2 separate regions of the Homo sapiens genome follow, and region 1 is linked to region 2. Evidence: chromatin contacts called from ENCODE Hi-C or POLR2A ChIA-PET data. All regions are on one chromosome and are shown on one strand. Each heading gives the region's core, a stretch centred on a gene start or an enhancer-like site at or near the end of the contact. The rest is flanking DNA. Distances are from core to core; before and after follow the strand shown. Region 1 overlaps LOC105374776 (a long non-coding RNA gene). Region 2 has its middle 45 kb from the start of SERTAD2.

What was found. A loop is a pair of places that touch in the nucleus more often than their neighbours do. ChIA-PET counts read pairs that join two places held with the same protein, here RNA polymerase II (POLR2A). Pooled maps may share reads with other maps.
Region 1: a pooled map shows a loop between it and region 2 (2.0-fold over the local background). The contact joins two enhancer-like sites. A Hi-C loop is called at or near these places in 5 of 50 pooled maps. POLR2A ChIA-PET finds 5 or more read pairs at or near these places in 3 of 52 experiments (OCI-LY7, activated B cell and activated CD4-positive, alpha-beta T cell).

The regions. Positions count from the first base shown.
Region 1 is chr2:64,790,191-64,795,378 of GRCh38, forward strand. LOC105374776 (a long non-coding RNA gene) reads left to right here. Exons shown (of 3, transcript XR_002959393.2): 3 at 2,342-4,682. Among named protein-coding and RNA genes, the nearest start is that of LINC01800, 71 kb to the right of the region's middle. Within about 2 kb of position 3,546, at least 2 of the 41 ENCODE cell types and tissues checked have a DNase peak (open chromatin) inside an H3K27ac peak, as active enhancers do.
Region 2 is chr2:64,696,202-64,701,334 of GRCh38, forward strand. No RefSeq gene overlaps it. Among named protein-coding and RNA genes, the nearest start is that of SERTAD2, 45 kb to the left of the region's middle. RefSeq lists enhancers at 2,689-2,758, 3,836-3,895. Within about 2 kb of position 3,735, at least 3 of the 41 ENCODE cell types and tissues checked have a DNase peak (open chromatin) inside an H3K27ac peak, as active enhancers do.

The sequences.
Region 1 (5,188 bases), core at 2,296-4,795, 94 kb after region 2:
AGCTGGTGACTATATAGGGCTTTTTCAATAGAGATACATTTCATTCTTTGCTAGCTTACACTTATGTTTGTTTTCCTTCCTGCAACTTTACGGCGGACATCAGATACTGATGTTTGCCTGAGGATGTGTACTGCTTCAGGAACACAAATTTCACATTTGGAATGTGCACAAGTCTAACTTCAGGTTAACAATCACCTGTGCTCATAGTAAGAAATGCTTTTGATTAACACCGGGGTGTGGAACAAAACTCATCTGGAATCCTAGATTAGGCAACTACTATTTATTTATGCAAAACAGTAAAGTCATTAGAGCCCCCATTCCTGGTAATTGTCTCAGAAAATGCATTCCCTGGCCTCACAATTCGTTTTATACAAAGCAAGAAGTTATTTGGGTTAATAACCTTGAGTTTTAATGACTCAATCAATATTTTGGTTTCTGCAGGCTGCTTTGCTACTGTAAATTTTGAGTACAGTGCTTGTGGAGTATATAAATATTTAGCTAGTCATTGAAGCATCAGTTAATGAAATAATTTAATCTTTTCTTTAATTTAGAAAATACTGTTGGCAATGAACTGGTATGAGGTGTTTATTTCAGCTGCTCTCATAGACTGGGAAACCAAATTGCTGCTGTGCTGTATGGTTTATTACTTTGTCACATTGCAAATCCATACTGCAAGTATCTCTTTTAGATTAATCTCCTTCAAATAGATCTTGAATAACCTAGTCACTTGCCTCAGATGGTTTTATCCTGATTTTAAATTTACAACCATGCTTCTCTGTCTGTTTTAAGATTTGCAGTATTGTGTGTTTGTGTGTGCAGTAAATTTACACATGTACTAGGAATCACAACCAGGACTGATTACAGATTTCTTCCTTTTAGAATGTGATGACTTTGAAAAAGAAAAACCTATATATTCAGAGTTCAAATACCAAATATAGCTTTCAAATACCAAAATGGCCATGTGAAGCTTTCTTTCAACTGGTTATTTTGTCTGAATCAAAGCTTCCAAAAATGTGTTCCTCGGCATACATATTCTTGGGATGCTAAAAGGATTCTACTTTGTTTCTGTTTGGAAATTCAAATGAAAACAAAAAAGATTATACAATCCAGTTATTAGTCTCTTCACTAGCCACAGGGAATCTTGAGGTTGAAGGATTGTACATACTTAGTCCTTTATTTTTCAAGCTGAATTATTAGGAGGGATTGTCTTGGTCTGTTTTGTGCTGCTTGAACAGAATACCACATACTAGATAATTCATAATGAACAGAAATTCATTGGCTCACCGTTCTGGGGGCTGGGAAGTCCAAGATAGAGGGGCCAGTGTCTTATGAGGGCCTTCTTGCTATGTCATCCCATGGCAGAAGGGCAAAGGAGGGTGGGGAACTCATCCTTGTATAAGGAATCCACTCCTGAGATAACAAAATTAATCCATTCATAAGGGCAATGTCCCCATGACCCAAACATCTTCCACTAGGCCCCACCTCCCAACACCACTGCATTGGGGATCAAGATTGCAACACTCAAGAACTTTGGGGGACATATTCAAATGATAGCAGAGCTTTAGCTCTTTAACAGTGACCTAGAAAATAACTACCAATGATTGCAAGTTTTTCTAATACGTGATTGGTTGGTGCCAGCTCTTGGTAGTAAAATTGAATCAGTAGAATCAGCAAATAGTTCCAAAGGTTTTTACTGAAAAAAAAAAGCTCTGACTTTTTAAATCAGGGACTTTGAATATCAACTGAGTATTAGATTATATTAAGGAACTATTTCAATCTTGACGGATGTGATAAGGACACCTTATGTAAGAAGATCGCCCCATTGTTAGATGCATACTCTGTACAATAACATATGCTGTCTGAAACTTCATTGAAGATACTTCAGGAAAAAGAAGTGACTATAGATAAAACAAATAGGACAGAATAGTAATGGTTAGTGATGGCTGGTGAAACTCGGTGATGAGTCCAAAATGCTCTTATATTCCCCAGTTTTATTTATACTCAATTTTCATAATACAAAATAGAAAAGAGTTCTGTGGTCAAATAAGCTTTGAGAAACCCTGGTTTTAATAAAATTAATTTAGGCATTTTTTTTTTTTTTTTACCGTATGCCTTTTTATGTATATGTAACTGTGTGTGTAAATCTTTTAATTTTCTCTTTGATTAAAAGAAAACTTTTTTTAAAGACTGATATTCTGCCAAATATGCTAACTAACTCTAGGAATGACTGCATTCTACCTAACAACCAGTTTGGATTGAATTGCCTGCACTGACCACTACTGGACTGCATGATCAAAACAGGTGGCTTATGCTTTTTTTTTTCCCCATCTCTCTATTTCAGTCATAGGCAGCAGATCCCTGTGGATGAGCTTCAACTTCAGGGAGGTCAGCCACTTACTAGCTCTCTAATCCAGGCGAGTCATTAAACCTCTCTGCCCCTCAGTTCCTTCATCTGTAAAAAGGGATAACAATATTACCTACTTCACAGGATTACCATATAGAATAAATGAGATAACACCTGCAAAGCATTTCACATCCTTCTTGGAACACGGTAAGTCCTCAATAAAATCTGGAATTAAAGAATTAAACTCATTCTTTAAAGGCCAGCTTACATAATATGTGTAATGGAACTTTCTGAGTTTCCTCTACTCAGGATTAATTCCTTTATCTTCTGCATTCTGGCAGTTCTATACCTCTATATGTATGATTTAATTGTAAATGTCTCAAGGATAGGGACCATGTCTTATTCATCTCAGTATCACTCCAGCATTCTAATACAGGCTATCAAGCCCCAATGGATAAAAAAGAGGGTGGGGGGTCATCTTGGCAATTCAGCTTCCTTTAATCCTTGAAAGACCCATACAATACCACTTACCTACCAATGCACAACCACATCTAGCTGCAAGAGAGGCTAAGAAATGTAGTCTTTATTCTATACATTGAAGCAACACCCTATCTATCTATCTATCTATCTATCTATCTATCTATCTATCTATCTAAGATGAAGCCAAAGGATCAAGACTAGTTCTGTAAAGAGTACATTGCCTGCTTTCAGTGACTCTTTCTGCCTTTAATATACTGATTTCGGGATAAGAAAACAACAGCTTCCTGATATTATAAATATCGTTGAGCTTTTGTCATACTAGGAAATACCTTTGTATTGACACACTCAAATACTATTCAGAAAAAAAGCCTTCAAATCCAGAAAAGAAATAACATAAGTGCCTCTGTAGCAGTAACGTCCCCACTGAGGCACAGCAAGCTCAAACACTGAGCATTTTGACAGGAAAACACGCAGATATTTACTTTGGCAACAGATAGATTTCACAGTTATTACTTCCCAGGTCTAAGCTATATAGTCATACGTCTTCCAAAAGAACACACAGACAGCAATATAAAACCCTGGCTTTAATCAAATTATACCTGTTTCTTTAGTGTGAGCAAAGCTCTCTGCCAATACATAAGCATCTTTTCATTTGGTTTGCCTGATGTGGCATATGAGTGAGAAATCAGGTTAATCCAGTAGTGAGGACATACCAATAACAGAGACCTGATCTCAATAAGCTTTTGGCAGGGAAAGCTTTATAGCGTATCTGTTCCTTTCTAGTTGAGGTAGAAAGGAGTTCATACAACCAAGAGTGCAGAGCTCTTCAGTTCTCATGGGAATGGCTAACTGATTCATGGTGCATAACAAAAAATCTGCAGATGACCTAAACCATCATACTGACTGTCAGATTACATTTTCTTCTTTGATAATATTTTACCCAAATGACTAACAAGTATACACAATGACTACTTGTGTATTTTTCCTTTGTCTCACTTCCCTTATCACTTAGGACATTTCTTCTTATTGAAATTAATCAACAAATATTAATAGAGACATTTAATTAACAGTAATTGAAGCATTTGCTGTGCAATGTAAGAAACACAAACTATATAAAGGCACTGCCCTCACTGAATTTAGTTTACAATTCAATTGATTTTATTTGGAGTTTTTGTTCATTTTTTAACCCAAATTGTGGCATATTATATAACTACTGTGTACCTTGCTTTTTTTCACCTAATGCCTCTTGGAAAGGGTTTCATATTATTATAGAAATATGGAATACATGGGACTATGGGATATTCCTACGACAAGAGTATAAAATATTCCATATATAGGAGTATGGAAAATTCCATTTACAGAAATGTGGAATTCAAAAGAATAGAACTGCCTTATTAGCCTTTTTAAACAGCTACATAATATTTCATTGTATGAAAATAACATAATTTACTTAAGTCCTTAAATAATGCACATTAAATCTTTTGCTGTTACAAATAACGCCGCAATGAATAACTTTGTACATTCGCTACTTCCCACCTGGGCAAATACATCTACAGGATAAGTACCTAAAAGTTGAACTGCTGGGTTGAATTGCAGAGAGCATGTGCCCTTGTGATTTGGTACTTGTTGCAATCAAATAGCTATTGCCAGACTGTCCTCCGTGAGGGAAAACAATTTACACACTCCGTAAACACTCATAAATTTACTTTTATGTATTTGGAACTTTACTGTTGAGTGTCCTCATCAAGAGAGGCAATTATCAAATTTTGTGAATTTTGCCAGTCAGAAAGATAAAAAAAAGTCACTTCCTATTTTTGATTTGCATTTCTTTTATTATAAATGAATGAAGCTGAGCACTTTTCATATGTTGAAGCAGGTATTTAAGTCTATTTCTGGATTCTCCATTCTGTTTCATTGATCTGTCTGTTATCTGTCGTTTTCAGAATTGAGAAGAATGATTCTTAATTTAAAAAGTAGAAGGTAAAACTGAGTTCTACCACTCACTAGCTAACTGTCTGATCTTGAATGAATCTCTTAATCTCTTTGATCTTAGCTTCTCCGTCTGTAAGACAATAAGGTTGAACCCCATGGGTTCATTAACTCAGATACATTTGTTGAGTTTTAAACTCCTTTGCTGGGTGCTGTTGATGTCAGGGAGAGCAAAAGCAGACACTGTCCCTGCTCACATGGAATTTACCGTCAGTGCGGGAGGGTCCAGCACTATTGGAATAATGACTTAGAGCACTGACAGTCCTAACTTAGGAGACTTGGAGAGGAGAAAGCAGGGAGAGGGCTGGAAAGGTTCCCAAAGGAAGTGAAGGAAGTAATGTGGAAACTGAGATCAGGTGGGAAAAGAGTTAGCCA
Region 2 (5,133 bases), core at 2,485-4,984:
CAAGTCCCAGTCTTTTCAGCTTCACTGACCTCCAATCTCTCTCCTCCCTCAGCTCTGCTACATGGTGGATGCATAGTGCCTGCACTCAGAAACCTGTGGTGATCCCAAGACTGACTCTGTTCCCCTCTCTTAGAGATCCCTGTCTGCACTGCCTGTTGTCCAGTGTTGGAAACAGTTCTTTCATACATTGTGTCCAGTTTTCTTGTTACTTGAAATAGGAGGGAGGACCAGTGCCAGTAACTCTATCACGGTGGAAAAATAAATTCTCATTGTAATATATTTTAATTGGGATATAAACTGAGCTCATTTGAGGCATAAAGCTACTTTTTGCAATCCAGAAGCTTTCCAACTCAGAAAATAAAGTTTTATGTATCTGCAAAGGACACTAATACTGATTACCCCCTGGTGTTACTATAGTACTATTATCAATGTTTCCTCTTACTCACTTAGTCTAGCTCTTGATAATTTTTTCCTCACTTCTTACCCACATCTTTTTCAATAGGACCATTTCCTAGCACTCCATCCCACCTGCCTGTTTATCTGAATCTCATTCATCTATTTGTTCCAATGGAGATTTACTAAGTACCTACTAGGAGGTAGCCTAGTGTGGTGATTAATAGCTTGGAATTTGTTCCAGGCTGCCTGGGGTCCAAATTCTTACTAGCTTGTGGCCTTAGACAAAGTACTTAACCTTTCTATGCCTTAGTTAAATGGACGAAACAGTATCTCCCTCATAGAGTTGTTGTGAGGGTATTTGAAGGAGATACTTCCTGGTGGAGAGGAAGATCTATAGAATGCTTAATGCTAATACTAATAATAGTGCCAAGCACTATCATAAATATTGGACAAAAATGAATAAGATACAGGAATAAGATACAGCCCCTTCCCTCAAGGAGGTTACAACCCAGTACAGGACACACAACAAGAAGATTTTTTTTTTCCAAATATTTGATAAATATTCAGATAATCATTGTAAGAAAACATTTACTGTGCACTAAATAACATTCTCTGTCACTTAATCCTAGTGACACAGTTAGAGACTACTGTTATATCCAGGTTACAAATAACAAAACTGAGTACTTGAAGGTTTACACAATTACCCAAAGTCATTCAGCTGCTATATAGCTGGGATCTAAACCCAGGTAGCCTAATTCCAGAGAAATAGAGATTTACTGGCTCACCATAGCATAATGGTTAAAAGCATAAGCTCTGGAATCACAAAAGAAAACACCATTAATTCTCCCTACTAAGGCCAAGGAAGAGATAACATTTGGGTTACGCTTAAAGGAGGAATAAAATTTCACCATGCAGAAACAGGGAGAAGCAACCACAAAATGATGTAATTAAGGATGGGGAAATAAAATGGCAAAGTGTGTGTATTTAGGATACTGAGACTTTTTTTGATGAGGTTATAACATAAAATGTACTTGAGGAGAGAGGGAGAGGATGAAGCAGAAGTCAGTTGGGGTCATTTCTGGCACAGCCTTCATACGAGTGTAAATTCTATCCTGAATACTTTCCAAACCTTTTCACATCAGGGCATACAAAAATAAAACATTTGTACAGCATACTGCAGGAAATGAACCCACCTGTTTGCTGCTGGAGCCCACAGGTGACCAGCGCAGCCAGGATCTATTGCCCGCTCTCCCCTAAGGGCCGAGGGGATTGGATATGGGGTGTGAAATAGAGAGCTGGGATTCCAGTTTAGATGATTAAGGGATGGAGAGAGATGCCGTGACAGGAAATAGAGAATTTAGAAGGGTAAGCTGGGAAAACAGAACAAGTTTAATTCAGGATATGCTGTCAGGGGCCTGCAAGACAATTAGGAGAGAACTTTGTAATACCTTACCAGAGATCAGGAGAAAAATCCTACCATTATCTGACTCATCAACCCACACTTTCCAAAATCCTTGCTTTCTTACCTTAATTAATTATTACCCCAGTGTTGTGTTCAAGCCATATGTCCAATGTCTTTTGGATCCATGAAAAAGAAGATTGAATATTTTTTGGGAAATGTGTTTATAAATATGGGGAGAAAGTAGAAGGATTAGAAGGAGAGGGGGTGAAAATGACTTGCATTTTTAGAAAAGGTGACAAGTGCGGCTTTTGATATATCTTTATAAGAGCACAGCCTACAAAATGGTTCTAAAAAGTTAAGGGGAATAGTTTGTAGCCAAACAATTAAATTCACTGGGTATTAGGGAAGGTACAATGCAATTGTGCAACACTGGAATTTGACCAGGTCATTAGGGTCAAGTAGTTAAATGTAGAAGGTACTTCTGATTACCTAGAATATGAAAACGTCTGTTTTCCTATGCATTAAAGGAAAACTTCTAAATCACACTGTCTTTCATTTCTCTTGTCCCTTAATTCTGAATGTAACCAATGATACTTAAGTGGTACAACTGGAGGGGAGAAAAGATAATACTCCCAAAATACAGATGAGAAAATGTTTTAATTAGTGATTTTGAAGTAGTTAATGTGTGTTAACAACTGTGGTTCTATAAAAAGAAACCATGCGGAGAATATACCAACATTTAGTTTATGTTTTCACAAGTATATGCTGACTGTCTCATTATTAAGTACACAGAGCTCAAAAAAAACCAGTGCTACAGAGAGTGTACACTAACTGTTAAACATTGTAGAAGAGGTTGAGAGATACTGGCTAATGACTACCATAAAAGGAGTAGATGACTAAGAACAGAGAGGATGTGTGACTAAAAAGTCCCTCTATGGTTCTTTGAAAATTCCCTGAATAACTAGGCATGCCAAATGTGGTCTGTCATAAAATTATTTGATGCTAAACTCTGTAGTTAGACGACAAATATACGCTGTGTCCAAAGGAGAAAGTCTTTGTATAGACCATTTAATTGCAAAGTGCCAAGACAAATCAAGACCATTAATAAGTGAAAGTGTTAATCAAATTAAAGTGTGACCCAGAGTTCAAACACTCCTGGGCTAGATTGGGCTCACTCTACAGACTCATTCAATTTTTAGGGGGCATGACCACTGTGCAGCGGCCAGGCACTTTGGGCCACCACTGCTCCTTTCTACTCCTGAAAATGTACAGGAAGTATTGCTTCTCACAGATCCTTGAACACTGTAGAGTAATACTAGCTGGCACATCACAGCCTATCTCTAGTAAATCAACCTTTTCACCCCAAAGGCTTACTTACCACAGCTATACCAAAACTGCAGATATTAAAAAAAAAATCCCAGTACACATTTGGAAATGTATCATAATTCCCCTACACATACAACCGTCTCTGAATATGCTAATTGGAACAACCGATTTTCTTTAAAAATGTTACTTTTCCCTCAAGTAATAACTCCAAATTATTATAATAATGGTAATAGTTACTACTGTTACGTAAAAACATCATTTGATCCTTAAACTCATGAGGTAGGTTTCAGATGGGGAGACATATGCAAGGTCATATCCTTTAAGATCAGACTGGAAGCCAGGCACAGTGGTGTGCCCCTGAAATTCCAACTGCTCAGGAGGCTGAAGTACCAGGATCGCTTGAGCCCAGAGAGGCAACACAGTAAGATCCTGACAAGGTCTCGCTCTGGGTCCCCACACAAATCTCATCTTGAATTGTAATCCAAATTGTAATCCCCATGCACTGGGGGAGGGACCTCGTAGGAGGTGACTAGATGATGGAGGCAGTCCCCCCATGCTGTTCTCATGATAGCGAAGTGAGTCCTCACAAGATCTGATGGTTTTATAAGGGGTTTTTCCCACTTTGCTCGCACTTCTCCTTGCTGCCACCATGTGAAGAAGGACGAGTTTGCATCCCGTCCGCCATAATTGTAAGTTTCCTGAGGCCTCCTCAGCCATGCTGAACTGTGAGTCAATTAAGCCTCTTTCCTTTATAAATTACCCAGTCTCAGGTATGTCTTTATCAGCAGCGTTGAGAATGGACTAATACAGATCTCATCTCATATCAAAAAAACAAACAAACATCAGATTGAAACCCAAGTTTGTCTAACTTCAAAACCCATGTTTGTTTCACTACACTACATTGTTTCTTGATACTCTTCTGTTTGCTAAAATACATATTACAGACATTCATGGGAGAAAATATATTGAGTAACTAGTGACTCAAATGGGGAAACAGTTTTGAATGACTACAGGACTGTCTTGTAAAACACAGCAATGACTTTTTATGCCATGTGATTGAGGTTTTTTTTTTTTTTTTTTAGTTTTAGTTTTGGCTTTCCTAGTGTATGCCTGTTATGTATCCCTCTAGACATGTCTAGAATACTATATCAAATTTCACTAATATACAGTCCTTTAGTAAAATGTATACCCTCACCATGTGTGAATCCTGCATATTTAAGAATCCATATTCCACGTATACAATGAAAAATAAGCAAATCTTTACTCATCTTTAGAGCTTTCTTGCTTTTCTTTCTTTCTTTCTCTCTCTCTCTCTCTCTCTCTCTCTCTCCCTCTCTCTCTCTCTCTCTCTCTCTTTCTTTCTTTCTTTCTTTCTTTCGAGACGAAGTCTCTCTCATCCCCCAGGCTGGAGTGCAATGGCGTGATCTCAGCTCACTGCAACCTCTGCCTCCCGGGTTCAAGTGATTCTCCTGCCTCAGCCTCTCGAGTAGCTGGGATTACAGGCACCGGCCACCATGCCCGGTTAATTTTTATATTTTTTAGTAAAGACGGGGTTTCACTATGTCAGCCAGGCTGGTCTCGAACTCCTGATCTCAGGTGATTCTCTCACCTCGGCCTCCCAAAGTGCTGGGATTACAGGCTTGAGCCACCGCAGCCGGCCCCACAGCCTTCTTTAATTCAAGATAATTGATTGAAAAATAAAGAATGAAGCTTACTTTCCTTATTGGTATTTTAATAAATCCTTACTGGTATTTTAATAATCCCATGTACAATGAAGAACAGATTTTATAAAAAGTTTAATTTTCTGAAATGATAAATTGTAAAATGGCACTTTGTTCCCCTAAAAGAATACAGTCAAATATTAAAAATATATACCATAATCACAGGGGATATTTATTTCTCTTGTTGCATCTATTCCCCTTCTTTCACAACCTCACCATTCTTTTCTTTGAGAACCACCTCTCCCTTTTTTCTCAGTCTGGATGACTTAATTCTCGGCACCAGGGATG